3 separate regions of the Homo sapiens genome follow, and all the other regions are linked to region 1. Evidence: read pairs that join two places in POLR2A ChIA-PET (ENCODE). Cell type or tissue: MCF 10A. All regions are shown on one strand. Region 1 overlaps PTPN14 (protein tyrosine phosphatase non-receptor type 14). Region 2 overlaps PTPN14 (protein tyrosine phosphatase non-receptor type 14). Region 3 overlaps PTPN14 (protein tyrosine phosphatase non-receptor type 14).

Evidence for each region. Peaks named below come from ENCODE experiments on the same cell type or tissue, not always from the same donor. Only the 100,000 strongest peaks of a DNase experiment are listed, where the experiment ranks them.
Region 2: POLR2A ChIA-PET joins it to region 1 with 10 read pairs; 4 of 35 experiments call an interaction of 5 or more read pairs at or near these places.
Region 3: POLR2A ChIA-PET joins it to region 1 with 19 read pairs; 7 of 35 experiments call an interaction of 5 or more read pairs at or near these places.

Annotation. Positions count from the first base shown.
Region 1 is chr1:214,468,938-214,476,937 of GRCh38, forward strand. The region is part of intron 1 of PTPN14 (protein tyrosine phosphatase non-receptor type 14); the gene reads right to left. Among named protein-coding and RNA genes, the nearest start is that of PTPN14, 79 kb to the right of the region's middle. In MCF 10A, no CTCF peak of the experiment used is centred here; DNase peaks (open chromatin) are centred at 3,574, 4,654 and 7,434.
Region 2 is chr1:214,377,304-214,385,303 of GRCh38, forward strand. It overlaps PTPN14 (protein tyrosine phosphatase non-receptor type 14), which reads right to left. Exons shown (of 19, transcript NM_005401.5): 13 at 6,008-7,485; 14 at 656-799. Among named protein-coding and RNA genes, the nearest start is that of SMYD2, 100 kb to the left of the region's middle. RefSeq lists enhancers at 3,029-3,530, 3,531-4,030. In MCF 10A, no CTCF peak of the experiment used is centred here; no DNase peak of the experiment used is centred here.
Region 3 is chr1:214,418,936-214,426,935 of GRCh38, forward strand. The region is part of intron 3 of PTPN14 (protein tyrosine phosphatase non-receptor type 14); the gene reads right to left. LOC124904508 (a long non-coding RNA gene) reads left to right here. Exons shown (of 3, transcript XR_007066875.1): 2 at 1-44; 3 at 419-1,037. Among named protein-coding and RNA genes, the nearest start is that of PTPN14, 130 kb to the right of the region's middle. RefSeq lists an enhancer at 616-1,178. In MCF 10A, no CTCF peak of the experiment used is centred here; DNase peaks (open chromatin) are centred at 1,596, 3,536 and 6,346.

The DNA of each region.
Region 1 (8,000 bases):
TTGACACTAAACTTCCTCAGAGCTAGAAACACATTTTTTTCACCTCTAACACACACATCATTTACCTACATTAAAAGCTCATGACATTTTCACCCAGAATTTGCACAGCCACAGAGCCATGCTTCTGGAAAGAACTTTCAGGCACTCATTTAAGGCATCTCTTACCTTTAGGAAAGGCTACACCTAAATTATTCCAGGTAAACAATCTGCTTGACACTAATCTATAACAATAGGATTAGAGAAGAAGATCTCTTAGTCCCTTTCATTTCAACATTTTTATATTCTATGAATTTATCCACTACTTTTAAGCTCTCAAAAAAGCCATTGCACATATGTTAAAATTCCATCTTTTAGCCATTCACACAGGCGTAGAGTTCCACCTCAAACTCAGCTCCCTCCTATATTTTATGTCCAATAGGAATACCTCTGCTTTGTCATTAGAGCAGGGAGCAAAATATCCACTATAAAATGGACTTGATGTGAAATCCACTCTAAGCATCTCCTTTCTGTTAAATAGTCTGGCTCCTGGAACCTTTCCAACTTTCCCCATGTGGCTCTCTGGGGCCCCATCATATTCATTTTATCACACATACATTATAAAATCTGGAACTAAATGCCACATGCTCATAGAAAGGTCACAGGTTTAGACACTTTAGATTTTCCTAATAAAAACTGTTTTTCAAAAGAGATAAAAGTATAGAGCCCTCATTATATTTACTGTAATTTTTTTTTTTAAGAGAAAGGTCCATTAAAAATAAAAAGTCAGAGTGAGCCCTAATGGAAACTATGGACTTTGGGTGCTAGAGATGGGTCAATTTAGGTTCAATAATTGTAACCAAGGAACCACTCTAGTAGGGGGATGGTGATAGTGGGGGCGCATGGGGAAAGGCGGGGGTATGTGGGAAATCTTTAAGACTTCCTTTCAATTTTTCTGTGAACCTAAAAGTGCTCCCAAAAATCGAGTCTATTTTTAAAAAATAAACAGAAATAAGTTACTTAATATATAGTTTTATTGATCTATTCTTTAAGAACATATCTAATAAATACTACAAAGCTGCAACTCTTGCTGAGACCCATTTATAGAAATTAAAGAAACTATACATATCTGGGAGGCCAAAGTGGGAGGGTCACTTGAGTCCACGAATTCAAGAACAGCCTGGGCAAAATAGCGAGACTTTGACCCTACAAAATAAAAAATAAAAATAGCTGGACATGGTTTTGTGCACCTGTAGTCTCAGCTACTTGGGAGGCTGAGGCAGGAGGATCACTTGAGCCCAGGAATTTGAGACTGCAGTGAGCTATAATCATGCCACTGCACTCCAGCTAGGCAATACAGCAAGACTCTATTTCTAAGTAAAATATAGATCATAAAGCTAACAATGCTGACTCCTAATTTTTTTCAATACTGTGATTTTTTTCTAATTTCAAAACAATCTTCTAACCCTCTTTTTCCTAGGCGCATCTTATAAAGAAAAGTAGCCTGGGACACTATTGGGGTAATGGTTACACTAAAAGCCCAGACTTCACCATTATGCAATATAGCCACGTAAAAACACTGCACTTGGCCAGGCACGGTGACTCAGGCCTGTAATCCCAACACTTTTGGAGGCCGGGGCGAGTGGATCACTTGAGATCAGGAGTTCAGGACCAGCCTGGCCAATATGGTAAAACCCCATCGCTACTAAAAATACAAAAAATTAGCCGGGTGTGGTGGCAGATGCCCGTAATCCCAGCTACTCGGGAGGCTGAGGCAGGAGAGTCACTTGAACTCAGGAAGCAGAGGTTGCAGTGAGCCGAGATCGTGCCACTGCACTCCAGCCTGGGCAATAAGAGTGAAATTCCATCTCAAAAAAAAAAAAAAAAACTGCACTTGAGTGCCCAACCGGGCCAACATGGCGAAACCCCATCTCTACTAAAAAAAATATATATATATAAAAATTAGCCGGGCATGGTGGCAGGTGCCTGTAATCCCAGCTACTCGGGAGGCTGACACAGGAGAATCACTTGAACCTGGGAGGCAGAGGTTTCAGTGAACCAAGATCACACCACGGCACTCCAGCCTGGGTGACAAGAGCAAAATTCCATCTCAAAAAAAAAAAAAACAAAACAAAAAAACAACTACACTTGAACCCCCTAAATCTTTTTTTTTTTTTTAAAGACTTAGACTTTCACCTTTCCGTGATGAAAGTAATTTGGAATACAAAGTACAGGGGGAATGACAGGGAAAGTGCAGTAAACCCTGGACTCTTCAACTTCTAGGGTCTTTGTCTCAGTAAAGCAACTGGAAACCGAAAACTAAAGACTAAAGAAAGGGAAAAATACTCACTCGACTGAAGTTGAGCTGAGGGGTTCTAAGAACCAAGGTTTACTATTAGGGATAGGAACATGCACAAACTTTCATGCAAGTACTGGCTTTAACCAGAGAGGGGCAGAATGAATGGCAAAGTACTTATCCTCTTTTAGCCTCAGTCTACTCACTTATGAAGTTAATACATACCCTACCTATTTGTGAGAAGTAAATGAGAAAACAGTGCTAGTGAGCACTCAGAAAGTGTGGACAAGTTCCCTTCCTACTCTTCTCATAGTTTCAGAGTATGCTAGGTTTGCTCAAAGCATGGCCAAGCAGTTGTGCAAAGAGGAAATTGAGTACTTGACCTACTGTAGAGAAAGTCTTTTAAAAGGTTAAAAATGAAGGTGGGGGGTGAGGTGGCAAAGCATAGAGTTTAACATGAAGCTATGACAATCCCATGGAAAAACTGACCGAGTAGAATGCTGAATCATGCATTCTCTTAGTCCAACCACGGCTACCTGGTTATCCCACAAACTCAGACACCTGAAGCATAAAGGAGAGAATCTTAGACTAAATGTCCTCTGAAGAGCCCATCCTGGGTGGGAAGAAGATTTCTTATTCTAGCCAACAGCATGTGTATATCATCCAGTGTTGCCCATTGTTCTTTTTTTCCCCAGGGGAAATTGATATGACATTCCCTTGGTCTTATAAAATCCATGAGGCCATGTCTCTACAGCTCCTGGTGTATCACAGAGTCTCTCATCCTACAATCACTCTCAGGTGTGTCTCACCTCCCCAGTCAGAGTCCTGAAGGGAAAGACCTGTGTGGGCGTCAGCTTTGTAACCTTCTATAATCATAACATGGAGCTTTATACATGGCAGGAAGTGAAATAAATGTTTCTCATTGATATGGTTTGAATATATGTCCTCACCAAATCACATGTTGAATTGTAATCCCCGATATCAGAGGTGTTCAGGTCATAGGGGTGGATCCCTTCTGGCTTGGTGCTATCCTCAGGATACTGAGTTCTCCCGAGATCTAGTTGTTGTAAAGTCTAGCACCTCCCCTGACCCCGCTCGCTCTCTTGCCCCCTCCTCTCCTGCCATATGCGATGCCTGCTCCCCTCCTTCACCTTCCACCATGATTGAAAGCTCCCTGAGGCCCTCACCAGAAGCAGAGCAGATGCTGGTGCCATGCTTCCTGTACAGCCTGCAGAAGCATGAGCCAATTCAATCCCTTTTCTTGTAAGTTACCCAGTCTCAGGTATTTCTTCATAGCCATGCAAGAACAGACTAACACAGTCATTATGAAGAAAGAATGAATCCTGAGATCACTAGCTTTTTGACATTAAGGCAGGGCAGGAGTCTCCAGCATGACCTCAGTGACTCTTCAAATCATTTAAGGAATCTGGAACCTTAGATGGGTCTGAATTCTGGCTTCTTAAGAGAGGGTTAAGCTACAGAGAAAAGGGATGAGAGTTAAGTTATTCCACTGACTCATGCTTTTTCAGGGGAAAAAATTGAACTTGGGTTTCCAAAAGAACATTCCCACCACCCAAGTTTTCCTTTTCTAGCCCCTGATCTGTCTTATACTGGGGGTATTCTCACAGACAGAGATTGCAGATCCAGACACGTTCCTTGCAACAAATACAATGGAACTACTGAGATGATAAAAAGTGTTGTAGTGTGCCCATGCTTGCTGAAAGCAATTCGTTGAGATATTTGCTCTGTAAACATCACATCTTAAAGGTCTTTTATATAGAATAGGCTACATTGCAAGAGAACATACAGAAAACCTTCAGGCACTTCTAAAATTCACTTCTGAGTAGTCAATCAGCTTCCTAAGCTCTAAAGTGTAAGTTTCGATCTTTACCTATTAACTGTGGATTTCCAGTATTTTGTTCTCTCATTTTTAATTAAAAAAAATTTCAAAGTTAAAAACACAAAGCAAAGAAAGACAGCTTTCTCACAATTTAGAAAAGGTCATTTGGCAGAGCAAGTAAATCTTTAAATATGATGGATAAGCAGAGGAGAGATCTTTCACAAATATCAACCAAATGCAGCGTATTCCTCTTTATTGAATTACCAGCACAGTCTGTGTTTAGTCTTTTATTGAATTACCTGCACAGGCAAATGAAAGACAGAAGTTCAAATCCAAATCCTAAACATGGTCACCGCACTTTCTTTTTAGTTCCCATGCTATGCTATGTATACTTAACTCTTTATTTTTTTTCTTAAAGATAAGTTCTGAAATCACCAAAAGAAGCTAACTGCTATTCAATTGCATCCTATATTTACCAACAGTCTTTGGAATTTCTCCAGCATTCCATACTATTACAACTCCCAAGGACATCTCACAGAGCTATGTAATCTTGGTGAGGGTGTAAGAAAGGAAAAACTGATGCAACTAGTCTGTGCTGTGTATAAACCTGCATAGGGCACAGCTCAGTTTTGATAGTACTAGGTCATTTTCCTAAGGAAAGGCTAAAAGAAGGGATGAGGTGGGAGGGGATGGGAAATAAAAGAATACTAAAAATGTCTACTCTTATTTTCCTTTAAAGGAAGGCAGAAAGGAAATTAGTTTTGTGCAGTGCAAATGAGATTATTAGTTTCTTCTATCAATCAGTTTTAGAGCTGTACAGTACCCAAATCATATCCATACATCAAATTATTTTTAGCCAAGTAAAGCTTTTTCTGCAAAGTTTAAAACACAAGCCCCTGACTTTAGTTGCTAATGAAAATAACATCAACAACAAAAACTGTAAAAAGCACATTTTAAGATTCCATTATTTCCCTCCTAACTCACTTTTAGTCAGTGGTGAGATGGAAACTTGTCCTAAAACACATTTTCCATCTCTCTTACGCACTAACCACGTAAATGACCTTTCAAGCCTTTCTAAAGCTGTATGTGAAATTGGAAAACAAAGATTCCTACTGTGTTATAATTCATTACAGTAATACCTCACCTATATGAAACATGGCTACACAGCAACCTGATCTATGTAGAACACAGCCAAAAACCAAGAAATGGAGCCAAAACATCCTTTGAGCAGTTGAGTATCACCAAATCCTTAATTCCAACATCATACACTTTGCTCAGGAAACAAAAGAACACCCTCAGTTCATTTACTCTGACTTTAAGTACAGTTCTTTACAAGTTCCTTGACCTGACTTCTCAGCCCTTAACAGATTTCAAAGAGACAAGGGGCTGTCATTACAGACAAGCACATTGACATAGGATAAAAAATGGCAACAAGGGAGGTGACACGTAAATGATTAACATACACACTCCACAGCATACAAATCGGTGTCCAAAACTCCCTGTAGTAAATAGGAACAATTAAATAGTACCCAGCATAATCTGTTTAAGAAGGAAGAAAATAAATACATTTTTAAGTAAGTCCCATCCATGGTGGTTAAAAAGCCTCCATAACCCGGAAGCACTTTCCCCAAAGAGGTGGTTCTCTATCTTGTACATCTCTAACACTTTCTGTGAACTCTTGGAATAAGGGGGTGGCTTCAGCAGGCAATCTTCTAGGAGGACAAGTTAGTCTGAAAAAGCTCCCCTGGTTATTGTTTAAAAAGATCATTTCTCCACCCCCTGCTTTAAGGATTACTGTCTTGAGATTTCCAGAGAGACATGATTTTCCCACAGGAAGCAACTTAGAACATGCAGGTTTTCATTTTTGACCTTAGCGAAACTTTCCTCTGAAGGCATTCTAAGTACATCTTGAATACTTATGGATAAAATAATGTTGTCTGGGATTTGCTTAAAAAATCACGAGGGTTTGGGAACTGAGTAGGGCTGCAGATGAGGCACCACTATGAGTTGACAGTTCTTGAAGGTGGGAGACAGGTATGTCAGGGGTCTCACCATTCTCTACAGCTTTGTATGTGCCTAAAATTTCCATAATAATAAGCTGGAGCTTGTAAAACAAAAAAATTTACTAAATGATACTTTTTAAAGTAACCTGGTAAAACAGATAACAGTGCTCACTAAAAAGGGTCAGAATTTTCCCTCCAAACTAACTCCTTTGTCCTTCCAAAACAGAACTTGGATTTCACTAGATAAAACCAAAAGCAATAGTTTTTCCCTTCCTTATTAAAAGGCAGTAGGAAAAATTCTTTCTGTAAGTAAAATGACAAGTTCTTTAAAATATAAAGAACCATCAATTGGGCATAAAATAAAGGACTCTTCCTGGTCCAGCTTGCATAATCAATTCCATCAGAAGAATACCTGACTCTGGTTTACTCTCAAATGAGCTTTGTCTAGTCACGCCAGGAATGCTTTGTTGTAAGACACCCCACCCTTCTTTGGGAGATGTGCATTCTGCAACTCTTCAATTCCACTTCTTTTTGCTGTCAGTATCTATATCCACAATGATGTATGTCCTGGAATGTCAGAGCTTATTACACCTAAAAATCAGAATGGGAAATTCCCCATAATCAGCACCGCCATTTGTGAAGCAGACACATTGATGGGGGCACTCTGCTGAGCACAATCTCAACACCCCTACGACAACAGGGCTTCTCTTACTATATCACCCCATTTTACACACTAAGGACTGAGGCTAAAGAGAGGAAATAACTTCCCCCCACGATCACTCAGTGACTAAAGACAATCAAGTTCAAACCCAGAGCTCCATCTGAACCCATGTTCTTACCCAATGAACCATGCTGATATGACGCAGAAAGAGGGTTATCAGCTATGACCTTATGATATAAAAGTAACAATGACAATAGCAAGCACCCACATTCTACAAAAAACAACTATGACATACCATCAGCAGTTTATCTTTGCTCACCCACAGCGGACATTACTCAGACATGGTGGAGGGGGCCCTGAGGCTGGGACCCAATTTCAGCCCAAGGAAGCTCTATCCAGAAGGCATGGTGGCAGAATCAGGGTCCCATCCCAGCCATAGCACCCTGCCAGAGCCTCTTACCTAGATGGCCTATTCTACTGTACCACTGTGTTGTGGAATGAGAGAACCTGAGCATGTCGCATAGAACCTCTTCAAAAACCAATTTGAAAAACACAATCACAAAAGCAAATGGAAAGGTTTTCCAGCCAGGGCAGATGACTCACTCATCAAATCAAAAGAAACTCACTGAGGATAAACATACCTTGAGCTTGCTTCGCTCTTTTCCGGAGAGGTGCGCCCTGCAGGGACAGAAGTAGCCAAGAAAGAAGGGCTCTCCTGGAGAGACAGTTGTTGCTTGTGACCTCCCTCAGCAAAGCTTTCCACACCTTCCTTTCCCCCGTTTCCTTCCTCCCATGCCTGAGTGAGTTCCCTCAACTTCTCTCCCATGTCCAGGGTGTCACTTCCTATCCAAACAGTGAGCAGCAGCTAAGCCACTCTGCCAGCTCTCTCCATCTGGGTCTGAGCATCCAGCACTGAGCTTCCCTGGGAATGTCGCCTCATTCACCAGTTTCTCCAGCCCCACCAGCAAGCCTCACCCAGAAGCAGTCATTTCCATGCCTAAGCCACTTACACACTGCATAACCATGGGTCCGAAGCTGGCTCGCTCCCTGCATTTCTAACATGGGGATGAAAACAGTCCCCACCACCTAGAGTTGTTGGGAGGGTTATGAGTTAATAATCTATAAATTCCTGGCACATGGTAAGCATTGGTTATGTGTTTGCTATCACCGCCATTATTATCCTTGCTACTTCACGGAATACTGCAGGAAACCCAAGGAAACACA
Region 2 (8,000 bases), 92 kb before region 1:
ATAAGTGGGAGCTAAATGATAAGAATTTATGAACACAAAGAAGGAAACAACAGACACTGGGGCCTACCTGAGGGTGGAGGGTGGAAGGAGGGAGAGGAGCAGAGAGGATAACCATGGGGTACTGGGCTTAATACCTGGGTGATGAAATAATACGTACAACAAACCCCTGTGACATGTGTTTACCTATGTAATAAACCTTCACATGTGCCCCCAAAACTAAAATAAAAGTTTAAAAAAATTAAAAATAAAAATAAATGCTTGGATAAAATAATCACTTCCTAAGAAGTGGCAATTGCTCACAAAAATCACAGAAATTCAGAGCTACTGCAAGTGTTTAACTTGTGCATTTTACAAAACAGGAAGTGGGCCCAAAGAAATTGAGTGACTTGACCAAGTCATACAGCATGTTAGGGGCTGATGGTTTTAGTCAACCAATGATCTGCCAACCGGACAAAGCAGGAAGACCGGAATGGAGAAACATGAGATGCTGAAAGGGACTGATTTAATGCAACACAGTTATACCTGATCTTCCTAATCTCAGATTGAAGAAAGAATGCATCACACAAATCTCAATGCTGGCATATTCGGGCAAGGAGGGTGTTTTGGGATCCTAAGACTACAGAGAATGAGTCACATTGACAAGCCTGCCACTTACCCTCTCGTCCATGGGAACCCGGGTGGCATCAACTCGATTCTCTTCCCGCCCTGAGACTCGAGCCACCGAGAGCCCATTCAATGCTGCCAACATCAGCGGCCTCTTCTGTGCCTCCAGGCCTGCCATCTTCTGCTTCTCTAGATTCTTGCGGCAAGAAAAGGCATGTGCTCATTGTTTATAATACTAGTAGAATGTTGGAATGTGTTTTAATCTCCTCAAATCTGTAACTCCCCAGCCAAGGAATGCAGACAATCACCATCAGTAGGGCAAATTCAAACACAGCCTTCCCACTATTCCCACTGGGCCCCTGGAAGCCAGTTCCTACAGGACTCCTGAGCTTTTATTCTTAATTAACTCCTTAGCTAGATAGACCAATAAATAAGAAAAAAGACTCCCTACAAATACACCCTGCCATAGGGCAAAACAAAACAAAACAAAAACAAAATAGGGTACATGCGATACACTTTAGAAAGGTAAAGATGACAGGACAAGGAAAAGAGAAACAGGGTTATATGAACCATCTAATCCAATCACAGTGACGGACCTTCTGCACAGACGGAACGGAGCAAAACTTGTAAAACAGTTTGTTGTTGATTGAGAGATCCACACACATAAACTGTAGAGGAAAATCTTCCTAAGTTTCCGTCCTGAGGGGCTAATGCTGAGGACGTTAATTCTATAATTAATCTCTGATCCTTGGAATACCTAAGGGTGTGTCATCCCCAGAATTGAGAGCTGATGTGGTTTAGCAAACTCACTAACAGCAAAGCCTGGCTGGGGTCACCTAAGATGATCCGCAGGCATCACCCTCCAGGCTTCACCCAGAGGGCCCACAGTAACAGAGACGGTGCCTCCCAACACAAATGGTGGGACATCACTGCATGCCACTGAGCTATGGGGGAACATGGACTCCGGAACTGAGCAGACCACTTAGGGAAAGGTTTTGATGTTTACACCTGGTCCTGGTTTGTGGCTTTTTGATTTCCATCCTCTCTGCCCTCACCTCTAAATTGAAATTGGATTGGGCAGGGCTGGTTTTTAGCCTCCTGCTGTGCTTCCTCAGGTCCTTGAAACTAACCGAGTATGAAAAAGCTCTCTTTATGCTCACTTCAAGCAAGCCACGAAGGGCCTTTCCTAAAATTAAGTGTGTCTTTGAAGTTAAGGGAAGAACACAGGCATTCCTCATAGAAGCAGATGAGTTTTGCAGGGTTTAGGATTTTGATTCACAATGAAGGGCAACCAATTTGCAGATTCATTTGACTGACACAGATGAAGAGCCATTGAATCCTTGGTTTCTTTTCAAGCCTTGAGAGACTTTTTTCCTTATTCTATGATGTATAAATTCACTCCCCAGGAAGAGGTCTTGACGGAGCCATCCCACAGGGTTATGAATTATTCTAATTGCGGGTGGGAGGACTGCATGACGCCCTTCCATGTGTCTCCACAATGTCACCTACAATCAGAATGAAGCCTGTGTGAGTGACACTGACAACAGGATGCCTATCCTGGTGGCAGCCGACTCATCAGACAAACCAAAGGAGTATCTCAGAGGAGGTTACTGGGAGAAAGTGAGAAAAGCACTGTGAAAGGAAAATATCTTGGGCCCCAAATCACTAAGCTAAAAGGAAAAGTCAAGCTGGGCACTGCTTGGGCAAACCTGCCTCCCATTCTATTCAAAGTCACCCCTCTGCTCACTGAGATAAATGCATATCTGATTGCCTCCTTTGGAGAGGCTAATCAGAAACAAAAGAATGCAACCATTTGCCTCTCACCTACCTGTGACGTGGAAGCCCCCTCCCTACTTCAAGTCTTCCTGCCTTTGCTTCAAGTTGTCCTGCCTTTCCAGACAGAAACAATATTGACTGATGTCTCATGTCTCCCTAAAATGTATAAAACCAAGCCATGCCCCGACCACCTTGGGCACATGTCATCAGGACCTCCTGAGGCTGTGTGACAGGTGTGTACCCTCAACCTTGGCAGAATAAACTTTCTACATTAACTGAGACCTGTCTCAGATTTTCTGGGTTTACAGTACCCAAGGACTTACCACCAAAAGATATAATATTCTTACAAATGACCCTGGTCTCTCAATTCTCGGGAACCCCCTGGGGGAAGATTCTGGATTAAAATTTTTAGGTCTTTGTTTGCTTGCTGCTAGTTTTGGGGAGAAAGAGTTTTTCTTTCTTTTTTTTTATTTCTGCCACCTCTTTCACTTGGGAATCTATTTTCACTGCTCTCCAAAGTTTTGAGAAGGCAATAGTCCTGAAAAATGGGTCCTGAGCTCCTCTCAGCAGTCCTGCTTTCTTTCCACCTGCACTGTAAGGTGACCCTAACTGGGTCTAAGACAAAAAGTAATTAACTTGTCTTTCTCGGGAAAGGATTATTACTCAGTGATAAATCAAAGTATGTCTCTTTGATCCTTCTCACTCACCCTATCAGCTTGTTACCAGAGATAAAAAAAATAATAATAATTCACAAGCTCTGATCTGTGATCAGAGGGCCTTTTCTTCTCAGTGCATCAACTTCTGGCTAGGGGACTACAAGCAGGGAAGTATCTTCAAGGAAGCAGTAGGAGCCAGAATGAGAAGCTATAAAAGCGGCGGAACCATCCATCAAACAGACAAGCAGCTCCAGGAGAGCTGCCCAGAGGGCAAATTCTCACCATACCTGCACACCCCGCCAGCCCCTGAGTTTTCTTTTGCTAAAAGTTTCTCATTGTGTTCTGATCAAGAGGGCCCTTAGAATGGCCATCACCTCTCATGAATTCCCATCAAGCTGGCAAAAGCTGCCCATAGTGAGGAGAGCAGAGAAGTATCTGACCTGTGGGGATGTTGCTTAGGCTATGGGGTGAGTTTTTGCATTAAAAACAAAACAGATGGAGACTCATCTTGGGCTCAAAGCCACTGGCATTGTCACCACCTTGCCTGGCCTCCTGGCTCACTGAAGCAGCTCCTAATCCAACTCTAAGGTCTGCCGGTGTCCTTGAGCTCCTGAGTGTAGCAGATTTGGGGGAAAAAAAAATCAACAGGGAAAATGAAGTAGAAATGGGGTAATTATTTTCTTGAACTAAAGGTTAATGGCTAAAATTTGCTAGTCATTATTACCCACATGAATGGAATGGAAAAGCATCTGGAGAAAAAACAATAGTGAAAATCTCCTTGTTCCTTTGTGATAATGCAAGGAGCTCTAAGGAGGAGACCCATGCCAAGATTTTGGCTACAGGCTATTTGTTTAATACGAGTAACAAGAGAAGAGGATGAATACAACCAAAATGAGGTTATGGGACCATGTGGACATCATTAAGTATCAAGTTGGCAGGGGAAATAGCTAAATTAAATGCTTAGACTGATAGGTTCTTGATGCTAATGTTGCTTTTAAGTGGTCTGGAAGAAGTATTGAAAAATCATTTTCTACCAATAAATTGCTTTATTCCATGCTGGGAAAGCTCTCTCCCAACAGCACCTACCCATTTCTTCCATTCCAAGCCAAAGGTTTTCTTTGCTAGAGGCAAAGGTACACCTTGCACAATTTCCTTCTAGGTTTGCAAAAAGTCATATCTGTATAAAAATCTCTTAGCACTACTCTAGTGGGGCTGGCCAGAACTGTGAGGTTGAGAATGTTCTTAAGGTTTTCCAAAAGTAACAAGGTTGCTACAGATTCAATTTCTGACCCCAGGAACTTGGCTTCCTTAAAACTTTGGGCCTTGATTGTTCTTTTCAGGTTGAATCCCAGTGATGGGTTAGGAAGACCTGGAAATGAAGGTGGCCTAATGGAATCCATCAAAGCAAATTTTAAGTTACAACTGTTTCGGAGTTCCTAAAATTAGGCTTGGCTACCTTATGGTGCAGCCATGGTGAATGAAGAGAAGTCAATCTGGCTTTGATTAGTTCTAGTTAATAGGTTTTTTTTAAAGGAGTGAAAATGTTCATGGCAAGCAGCAATGGAGATTTTTTTTTGTTTTTCTGAGACGGGGTCTTGCTCTGTCATCCAGGCTGGAGTGCAGTGGTGCCATCTCGGCTCACAGCAACCTCCGCCTTGTGGGTTCAAGTGATTCTCCTGCCTCCCTCCTGAGTAACTGGGATTACAGGTGCACGCCACCACACACGGCTAATTTTTGTATTTTTAGTACTGATGGGGTTTCACCATGTTGGTCAGGCTGGTCTTGAACTCCTGACCTTGTGATCTGCCCACCTCGGCCTCCCAAAGTGCTGGGATTACAGGCGTGAGCCACAGTGCCCAGTCGAGATTTTTTAAAGTAGCTATAATCCAAACATTTTCTCATTAGTAAGAGCAGATTCACTTCGTTGTTCTATATGTGCCTGCATAGTCCTGTTCTGACAACTTAACTGTCTCCCCAAATTGTACAATATATTTTTTTAAAGCGATGAGGTTTAGTCCTGTCATCCAGGCTGGAGTGCAGTGGCAAAATCATAGGTCACTAAAGCCTTGAATTCCTGGGCTCAAGCGATCCTCCCACCTCAGCCTCCTGATTAGCTAGGACTACAGGCTCCTGCCATCATGTCTGGCTGGTTCTTTTTTTATTATTATTTTATTTTAGAGATAAGATCTCATTATACTGCCCAGGCTGGCTTCATACTCCTGGCTTCTAGTGCTCTTCCTACCTCAGCCTCCCAAGTAGCTGGGACTACAGGTGTCCCCCACCATACCTGGCTCTGTACATATTATGAAGAAGAGCTATTCATGTCTAGTACTAGGATGGATCTTCAAGTGGTAATATGTATGTATATATGTATGTGTGTATTCACGTATGTGTGTGAATTTTTGACAGAATAAGTTCAATGGAGAATTATTTATCCAATTACTAAGTTATATATCCAATTACTATAATTTTCTTGAATCTGTGTGAAACATCTATTGAAAGAAAATCTGAATACAAAGCTAGACATATCACAGTCCAGACAATACTGGTGAGTCTTGACTTACGGATCTATACAGAAGGCGGTATAGGGATGTTGCTCTTTAATACCTAACTGGATGTGGGGGACAGCTTTCCTTCAAGAAAACAAAACACTAAAAGACACAGCAAGGTGAACTTCCCCAATACCAGCTTACCCAATTGGAAGTCTGAGCTTTGAATAAACAGCAAAATGCTGGCTGAGGCACTGGCCTCAATAACGTACCAAGTACACCTGTTAGAAGCCACAAATGAGAATGGAAGATTTATCTGAAAGGGCAAAAACTCAACATTTTGTGTAATAAAGTACTACCTTTTAAATGCTCAATGATTCCTTAAAAACCTACCACGTTCCCTGCATAAGCCCTGCCCCTTGCTCAGTGCCTGAAGCATGTGCTTTCACACTGGAAAATGCCCTGGGAGAGGAGGACACTCACCCTGATCATCATCTCTCTCTCTATAATGCTGTCTTCCAGGGAAAACATTTCAGACACAGGTCTCTCCTTCACAGGCTCTTTTTTGACCCGCTCCTTCACACTAGTCAGGTCGGGTTCCGAGATGGATGGGCCGAGAGAGGCCCCGTTGACAGCCGGCGGGTCAGTCCGAGACATGCTGATGGCCTTGGCTGGCCCATGCCTCAGCACCCTGGCTCTGGCCATGGCGGGAGGAAGGCTGGCTTGGTCCTGCCTCAGAGCCCCATTGCTCACACTCTTCCTTGGACCGGGGTACTCAGGCGGGGGCTTGTTGGGGATGCGGGCCAGGGCCGCCTGCAGCTGGGCACTGTACTCCATCTTCTCCCGGAGCATGGGGATCTGGGGCACCGATTCTGGAGCCTCCTCCTCCTCCTCCTCACTCTCGCTGCTGTGGATTAGCATAGTGGCATCAGAGAAGGTCTTCTTGTGGTGATACTGAGGGAGCTGGGGGACCTCGTGGCTGCCTGACCCCTCCTCGGGCGGTCCCTGCTCCCGGAGCGTGTTGCGGCGAGCCATGGGGAGGTGGAGCGACTTGAGCGTCATGGCCTCCATGCCCCGCACCATGCTGTTCATCACCTCCAGGCTGTGGCGCTTGTTCACAGTGCCGTGGTGCTTGGTGGCCGTGAGGGGCTCGCTCACCTCCTGGAGAGACTGATGAACCACCGGAGAGCTGTCCTCTTGGAAGGTCTTCACCGAGAGCTGCACCTTCCGGGTCACCAGGTCCGGGCTGCTGCCGCTGACGTACTTGTGGCGGTGGCTGGCCAGGTCTGGGGTGCTGGTGGCAGGTCGTGGCCGTGGGTAGGGGGGCGGTGGCCTGAAGAGATAGTTCTTAAGCATGTGGGCCGTGCTGTAGTTATGGCTGCCCTGCAGCTGCATGTTGGCCAGCTCTGGGGTGCTCACCGTGTGCGAGATGGCGCTTGCCCCCGGCTTGCTTGGTACCACATTATTCTTTGGGTTCCTCTGGTCAGATGGACTGACAAGTTTGTTGCTGTAGACCCCCTGTGGCCCATAAGGGACAGTGTAGGGGTGCCTCTCCCGCATCTCCGGTTGGCTGTACACCAGATCCTCTGGCTGGTTGTAGGCATGGGTGTTGATAATGTTGAGGTTTCTCAGAGACTGGCTCTGGCTGTCTGTATGCAGGATCCCCCTCTTCATCTGGCGCATGACTGTCTCATAATCGGGGGTTGGCCTGTACGAGGGCACGATGATCGCGCTGTGCCGGTGGCTCGGGATGTAGTCGGCCCGCATGATGTCACTCCCAGGGATACTGAGGTTGGAGGATACAGGGGAGGCCTGGATGAAACTTTGCGAGCAGTTGAGGGAGTTGACGCTGTGAACGCTACACACGCTGCCATTGGTGACAGTGCCATTTAAATAATTTAAGTCCAGGCTGTTGTGAGAGTTGCAATACAAGGCTTCTTCATTCCCATGAAAAATGCTGTCTACAAGAAGTCAAACAAAGGCACGTGAACCTCCAAGCCATCCTGCCACAACAAAGTACATCCTCATACTCATGAGGTGACTTTTAATTTAAACAAATCATAAAAAGTGAAATCCCATGGTCTCCACCCACATGTTCTATAGAATAACAGATACTATCTTGGATGAAATGCCAACATACAGAAAGAACACCTTAAGACATACTGAAAAGAAAAAGGGAACCTAATGGAAGAAGGCATGCACACATTTGGAGTAAGTGTCGCTTGAGGAAGTTCTCAATTTTGCCATAAGCTTTGAAATCAGGCACCAACAACAGCCCTCCAGTTGGGGAGGCCTGTCCTCTTGTGCAGGGCTCGGCAATAGGACTGAATATTTAGACAAGACAGTCAAGAACTTTAATAGGGCAATAGATTTCAATTACTAAGTGCTCAGAGCTGCTCTTCCTGACGGCAATGGAAAAAGCCCCTTCACCCAGGGGACTGCAGGGCATTCTAAAGACACAAAACAAATGATGTAG
Region 3 (8,000 bases), 50 kb before region 1:
ATTGTAGGCTCCCATCTGGAAGGAGTGGCTATGTCCAACAGCAGGTACAAACTGGGCCCTTATGTGTATATATTTCTAAATGCAGATTTTTAAAAAGTAAAATGCAATTCATCGTCAGTATCACACACAGGCGTTTACTTGTTTGCACTGAGCAGCTTCTATATTATCGATCATAAAAAATGTTATCCAAATTTAATAGCACATATCAACTATTCATTACTCCTTCTCCCCCTACTCTCAAGGAGGTCTGAGTAAGAAAGAAAACTTTCTTTCCTAATTTGAAAAACAGGTTAGTGAAAGCACTCTGTAAGCTGTAACTACCAACCTGCAGAATCATTATCATCACACACGGCTCCTGGTCTGCTCTTCCCTCCTCTAGAGTTCAAATTTAGTTAAACCAACTTATCTCTCCCCATAGGCACGGTCAGTAGGGATGTGACAATTTGGAGAGAGGGGCCATCCTTAAATTCCTCACTTTTTGAAGCCTTTCCATAAAACTACTGGAGTGGAGGACCAGACCAGGACCCGGAAAGACAAATTGTCCTGTCACTGTTATGAAGAGCAGGGTAAGACTTAAAATGTGCTTTCCTCACTAGAAAACTTTCTTCATAACTAGCAATATCAGAGGAATCTTGCTAGAATGTACTGGAACCCAGTTCTCCCAAGTGCAGCATGTACCAAAGTGCCAGACAGCATTGGTTTCTGGCTGATGTTATATTCTGCAAATGGAAACGTTTCTCTACTATAAAAGACAAAAAAAAGAGGGAAAAGAGACAAGTAGTCCTAGAGTCCTGGGGTACAGGAGAGCAAAGGGGAATAATTTAAAATCTTAGATTGACAGAGATACCCATAGGAAGGAACCAACACATTCCATCCATTCCAGCGGGTGTTCACAGCTGTAAATCCAGATAAAGGACAGGGTGGCCCATGCTGTTCTCTGTCTGCCAGGACCAGATAAATACTATGTATGCAGGCATGCAACCAGATAAACCTGAATGCCTCCCTCCCTCCATCCCTCTATCCTCAAAACTCTTGAGAAGAATTTCAGTTTATGACTATTAAAGTCTAATAATGCGTTTGGTACCTGACCCATGCACTATCTAAAAGCTTTTACATTTAATGACTGTTCAAGTTGACAGTCAATTAAAAGTCTGCACTGTCTAACAAACTACAAAGCGAATACTCCTGCAACTATGCAAAACTGAAATAACCCCATAGGGAGGGGGAAAACACAAACAAACAAAAGGAAAAGCTACAACTAAAACTCTAGCAAAGATACCCTTAAAAGGGAAAGTTTTTCTTCTAGGCTTTTTCATACTATAAGCTAATACATGTACATGCATGAGAAGAAAAGCATGTGCATATACCCAAACACAGACAAGATTTTCTTGGCAAACGTTCAAGTCTAGAAGTTTTCAACATTCATTGATCAATAAATACCCTATTTTGCCAGAGACACCCAACTTCTTAATAAGATTCCTTCAGTTTCAATGAGCCAAAGGATTGCAATTATTTCCTAAAAAGGATAATATTTGTTTAAATGCATACAAAGACACACACAGGCCTTAACTAGTGAAAAAAAGCCAATGATAGCAAGGTGTTGCAAAAGAGAAAGACATGCCACGACCTGATCCTTGCTTTCTGCTCTTGAACTCTTGCATTAATTATAACAAATTACAGGGAATCCAAGTACTGTTTATAAGTATAATAAATTCCCTAATAGTAGCCTATCATCTAATCAGGGGTTCTGTTTAGAAAAGAAAAACTCATTTCTGAAATACACCATACAGGGAGAGAGAATGTCCTGACACCACTTCTTTCTGTCCTATCCTATGCTATTGGGTACAGATTTCTTTATAGCAATCAATCCATAGCATTTAAAAGGGCCCGACATGGTTCCCTGCTGAGGGCTGTGATGCCCTGAATTAGGAAAACATGCCAACAGAAGTAGAAATAGTTAGCATCGAAAGAAAATACTGTGCTAAAGTGTTTGATGTTAAAATGAAATGAGTCTGTTTTGATCTGTCTTAAAAATCTCCAATGACTTGGGAAAGTTTTTCAGTTCCTTCAGAAGTTAAACATACAATTATCACATGATTCAGCAATTATGCTCCTCAGTATATAGCCACACAAACTGAGAACACATGTTCACACCAAAACTGATACATGAATGGCAATGTTATTCACAACAGCCAAAAAGAGGAAACAACCCAAAAGTCTAACACCTGATGGATGGATAAACAAAATGCGGTCTCTTCAAACAATGGAATATTATTCAGCCATAAAAAGAATGATATATTGATACATGCTGTAACATGGATGAACTCTGAGGCATTATGCTAAGTAAAAGATGCCAGACACAAAGAGTCACATCTGTGTGATTCCATTCATAAGAAATGTCCAGAATAGGCAAATTCATAGAGACAGAAAATAGACGAATGGTTGCCAGAGGTTGAGGGAAGAAGAGGCTGAGGAATGCCTGCTAACATTTTGAAATTAGACAGTGACAGTGGCTGCACAACTTTGTTAAAACACTAAAAGTCACTGAATTGTATACTTTAAAGTGGTTAAAATGATGGATTTACTCAGCACCATAAGAAAGGGTGAGGAGAAAAAAAAAATTTAATGGTGAATTTACATTATGTGGATTTTAGCTCAAAAAAATCAGAACAAAACACCCAATGATCCTAATCAGGAAAAAATCCAAACTCTTGACACAATACACCAGGCTCTTCACGATCCAGTCAAAACTATTTTTTTTTCCAACTTCATATCTCACCACACACCCCATACCTGAGCTGTCGTAAGTGTGCGGTGCTCCCCAATAGTTGCCATGTTCTTTCCTGCCTCCTCGCCATTTCCTTGGTCTAACCACCCTTGCCTATCCTCCATTTGCCCAATCATCTGTCCATGCTCCAAGGCTCAGAGGAAATGTATCTCCTCTCCAAAAGCTTCCCAAACCCTCTCAACAAGTTAGTGAACCCTTTCACATCCGCCACTATACTTCCCCCAGGCCTCTCCTGCACTGGCACCAGCGCCTCCCCAACTCTGTCGTGATCAGTACCTGGCACTAAGTAGAAGCTCAATAAACATTTCTGAGTAGATGAAATACTGACAGAGAGACAAAGACAGAAGAAAGGAGGGAGAAAGGGAGGAAGATTAATCACCTCCTAGCAAAGCTATTAGATGTTATTTCTATAATATGAAAGAGCGCCTAAAAATTCTAGAAATGGAACTCATCACACATCAAGCAGGAAGTCTTGGGAAACTTGTCTTTATGCAAAGAGCAAAACTACTCATTCAGTGTGAAATGTTTATTTATTTTTAAATGACTTAAACTGATCTCTGAGCCACCATGCAGCAAAGAAAGAACTCAAGGATGAATCACAGTCAGGGACCAACAGCATTAAACCAGGTGGGCAAAAGGAGCACAGATCAGGGAACACCAATGCTCCATGCTAACCGGCCAACCAAAACTACTCCTCTAAATTGCAGCTGTCAACTACGGAGCCTCATCCCTCTTACACTAGCAATAAATATGTCTTGACTCATCAGCTCAAAATACATATCTGCCTGCCCTGAAAATCGTGTGTTCATAATATTACCTACAACTCACTGTGGGAAAAGGGAACTCAAATTATATCTGGAAGCCGGGTGAGTCAATTGCCCAAAGATCTGTCTTCCTGGTAAACGGCCACGTTCCCGGCTAAGGATTCTGCATAACATCCTTGAAGCTTTGGTGAGCTACCAGGCGGAAATACAGTGCTGTTATTACTGATATGCCTGGTCTGAAGGATAAAATACATAAAAATCAACAAATGAAAGGCAAGAAGATCATCTCTGTGAATGGGCACAAGTTCTTCCCTAGAATCCCTAATTAAAGGTAGTCCCTACCTTTTCACAGGTAAGCAACTGCTAAAAGATGTCAACTCTCTGTCGATGAAGTAATGTCCCAGAAATGAGTAGGAAAACTATGTGCTTAATAAATGTCTGATGAACGAATGAGGCAATGGAAGTAAATACTTAATTCTATATCCCTCGAGACTATGACAAAAATGGAAAGAATAGAATTTCCTGCCAAAAGCAGAGGCTCATGTCTGTCATCTCAGCACTTTGAGGGGCTGAGGTGAGGAGATCGCTTCAGCCCAGACCAGCCTGGGCAACATGGCAAAACCCAAAAGAAACAAAAAAGGAAAGGGAAGAGGGAAAGGGGGGAGGGAGGGGAAGGAAAGTCAGCCAAACTAGCTGGACGTGATGGCATGCACCTATTGTCCCAGCTACTCAGGAGGTGGAGGTGGGAGAACCAATTGAGCCCAGGAGTTTGGAGGCTGCGGTGAGTTGTGATTGGACCACTGCATTCCAAGCTGAGCAACAGAATGAGACTGTCTCCCCGCAACACCCCCCAAAAAAGAAAGATAAGAAAAAGAAATTCCCAGCCCATGTTAAGTCATATGGCTAGGCACACTTCCGGTGACCACAGACTCTGTATGGATGGGAGTGCCATCTACATTCCTTACTCCAGCATCTCTGTCACTGTAACCATGAGCCCACTTTCCAAGTTTTGTCCCTAAGAGCCAGCCAAGCCTAACTTTAAACTTTGGTTGATGCTTTGTTTACTGGCCAGTCTAAATTTTGAAAATTTCTAATTGCTGGCTTCTAGGCTTTCGTGCTTCATCACTGCAGGTGCCCCTACTCACCCCATGCTCTCTTAATCACTGAAGGCGCATTTTCTCATATTCACAGCTTAAAAATATCTGAGTACCTGCAGGGCGTTGTGGCTCATGCCTGTAAACCCAGCACTTTGGGAGACCGAGGTGGGTGGATCATTTGAGGTCAGGAGTTCAAGACCAGCTTGGCCAACATGGTGAAACCACGTCTCTACTAAAAATACAAAAATTAGCCAGGCATGGTGGCTCACGCCTGTAATTCCAGCTACTAGGGAGGCTAAGGCAGAAAAATCGCTTGAACCTGGGAGGCGGAGGTTGTAGTAAGCAGAGTTCGCGCCACTGCACTCCAGCCTGGGTGACAGAGTGAGACTCAGTTTCAAAACAAAACAGTAACAACAAAAAATCAGAGTACTGGCCGGGCACGGTGGCTCATGCCTGTAATCCCAGCACTTTGGGAGCCTGAGGCAAGTGGATCACAAGGTCAGGAGTTCAAGACCAGCCTGGCCAAGATGGTGAAACCCCATCTCTATGAAAAATACAAAAAGTAGCTGGGTGTGGTGGCGGGCGCCTGTAATCCCAGCTACTCAGGAGGCTGAGGCAGAGAATTGCCTGAACTTGGGAGGTGGAGGTTGCAGTGAGCCGAGATTGCACCACTGCACTCCAGCCTGGGCAACAGAGTGAGACTCTATTAAAAAAAAAAAAAATCAGAGTACCACACAAGTAACCCATATTAAAAGAACGTTTGAAAACACAGACATAACAAACAAACACAAAAGCTGGATGGAATGTTTATCAGAAATAGCAAAATAGGGGCTATCTGCTCAGAAGTCAGCAATATGAGAGATAATTCGGAGATCCTGCTGGATGACTTTAATTTCCATAGCATGGACCTGTGGTGAGACAATTGAGTGGGACACCCCACTTTCTTTCTTTTTTTTTTTTTTAGACAGAGTCTTGCTCTGTTGCCCAGGCTGGAGTGCAGTGATGCAATCTTGGCTCATTGCAACCTCCATCTCCCGGGTTCAAGTGATTCTCCTGCCTCAGCCTCCCGAGTAGCTGGGACTAAAGGTGTGTGCCACCACACCTGGCTAACTTTGTTTTATTATTTTTTATTTTTGGTATTTTTAGTACAGATGCAGTTTTGCCATGTTGGCAAGGCTGGTCTTGAACTCCTGACCTCAGACGATCTCCATGCCTTGGCCTTCCAAAGTGCTGGGATTGCAGGTGTGAGACACCGTGCCCGGCCCGCCCACCCTACATTCCATGTGGCCACTATGATCCATGTTCAGCCTCTCCCCAATCACAGCAATTTAATATTAAAGATTTTATGCATTTGTAATGATAACATGCCTATCCATCTCTGTTTTTTTTTTAGTAGAGGCAGAGGTTATGCCACGTTGGCCAGGCTGGTCTCGAATTCCTGGCCTCAAGTGATCCACCTGCCTCGGCCTCCCAAAGCGCTGGGATTACAGCCATGGGCCACCAGGTCCATCCAGCCCATCAATCTCTATTTAGCACCCTACTAGCCCAGAAGTACCTTGAAGGCGGGAACCACCTCTCTCTATTCTACAATTCACAGACTCAGTAGATGATCCTAGACTTGGTAGTTGCACAAAAAGCATTATGATCATTTACTGACTCAGAGACACCCAGTGGGTAAAAAAGAATGCTTTTCTGGAAGTTAGCCACCCAAATAGGTGGCATAAAACAACACTGGACTCAGCAGAAAGAAAAAAACAAAATCACCTACACTCTAGGTATTACATAATATAAAGCCTTTCCCCAGTCAACAAATTGGAATAACTCATTCCGCCCTCTGTGTTCCCATTGATTTTGTAACTCTAACATGGTACTGATCAAACAACTTAATTATGTGCATCTATTTTGCCTCCTTTGCTGTTTTATAAGACTGCCTTGTTCATGTCTGTATTTCCCCCAACAGACCGCCTTACTATGCATTCACATTAAAGCAGGATATTATTATGGCCACATATTTAAAAGACAGTCAATTACATACTGGCTGAAAGAAACTTTACGTTGTTCCTAGTGTACTATGAAAAAAATAATAAAAACACACCACATGTCTATCAAAAGCTTTGGAAGAACTGAATTCTCCACAATTGGAATTTTTATCAATTTCTCTAGATATTAAGAAATCAGAGCCTTCAAATAGTTATTAACAATGATAGCCCTTTGCATTTGCGCAGTTGTTTTCCAAGAATTGTCATGTATAATATTTCCTGTCATTTAATATTCGCAACAACCCTGCAAGATAGCCACTATCCCATTTATCCACGGGGAAACGGAGGCTCCCAGGGGGTAGGTGACTTGCCAAGTCTTCTGATTTTACAGTCAAGTGCTCTTTTATTACAACATTGTGCCTGTGTAGTAGGTTAGTCTATAGTTTCTACAATCTGGAGCATAAATCGCAAAAAAAAAAAAAAAAAAAAAAAAAAGGAAGGAAGAAGAGAAAAAAACTACAGAAGGCTATAAACAGATCACAACATGAATCCATTGACAACATAATGAATTTTTAATGTTAGAAATGAATAATTTTCTTTTGCAGAATCTTCAAAGCAGCTGAAGACATCAAATGTGGCAACAACTGCCAGAGATAAAATACCAAACCAGCAAACATCTCACTGCCCAAGAATCTAGTATCTTCCTATGCTGTGATTTCTGCCAAAATCATGCTTGATATTTTCAAGCATGGAAATGTCTCTCTACAATTCTTCCTTTCAAACCCTTCTTGAGGCTCTAGGATTAAAGGAGGAGATACTTCATTTGTTAAATGCAATTTAAAAATCATTTTGAACATCCTTTCTTCTTTTAGAGTTTTAGTTTTCTAATTGCCTTAGTTTCTACAAGACCATCTTTTATAACTCTTGACACATAGTAAACTTTAAGTTAGAAACTGTAACTTCCTAGAGAAAAAAAAAAATGATGGCCAAAGTGACAAGTAACTACACATAAATATAGGAAACCTTTTGTTTAGGACATGGGTAGAGGGATGGAGGATTGCCAAGCAGAGAACTATAATTCCCAAATCAGAGAAATTCTTCAATTCTTTCATTTCATGAAAGAAGGCTGCTACAAACACACTCCTCCTTTTCATCCTAGACTTAAGAACTTAAAACTCTCTCATTAGAAACCAGAATAGGAGCGCATTAAATGTCTCTTTAGGAACCAAAAATTCAGGGGCGTGAAGCCCAGGGAAGATGCCAGTGTGGGGCAGTCAGTGGCTGTACGGGGCACACCCTGCGGGCATCAGGCCATATTCAAAGGAGAGCACTCTCCAGAAGAGAAGTACTAAGTAGGTATTCAAATTCTCTC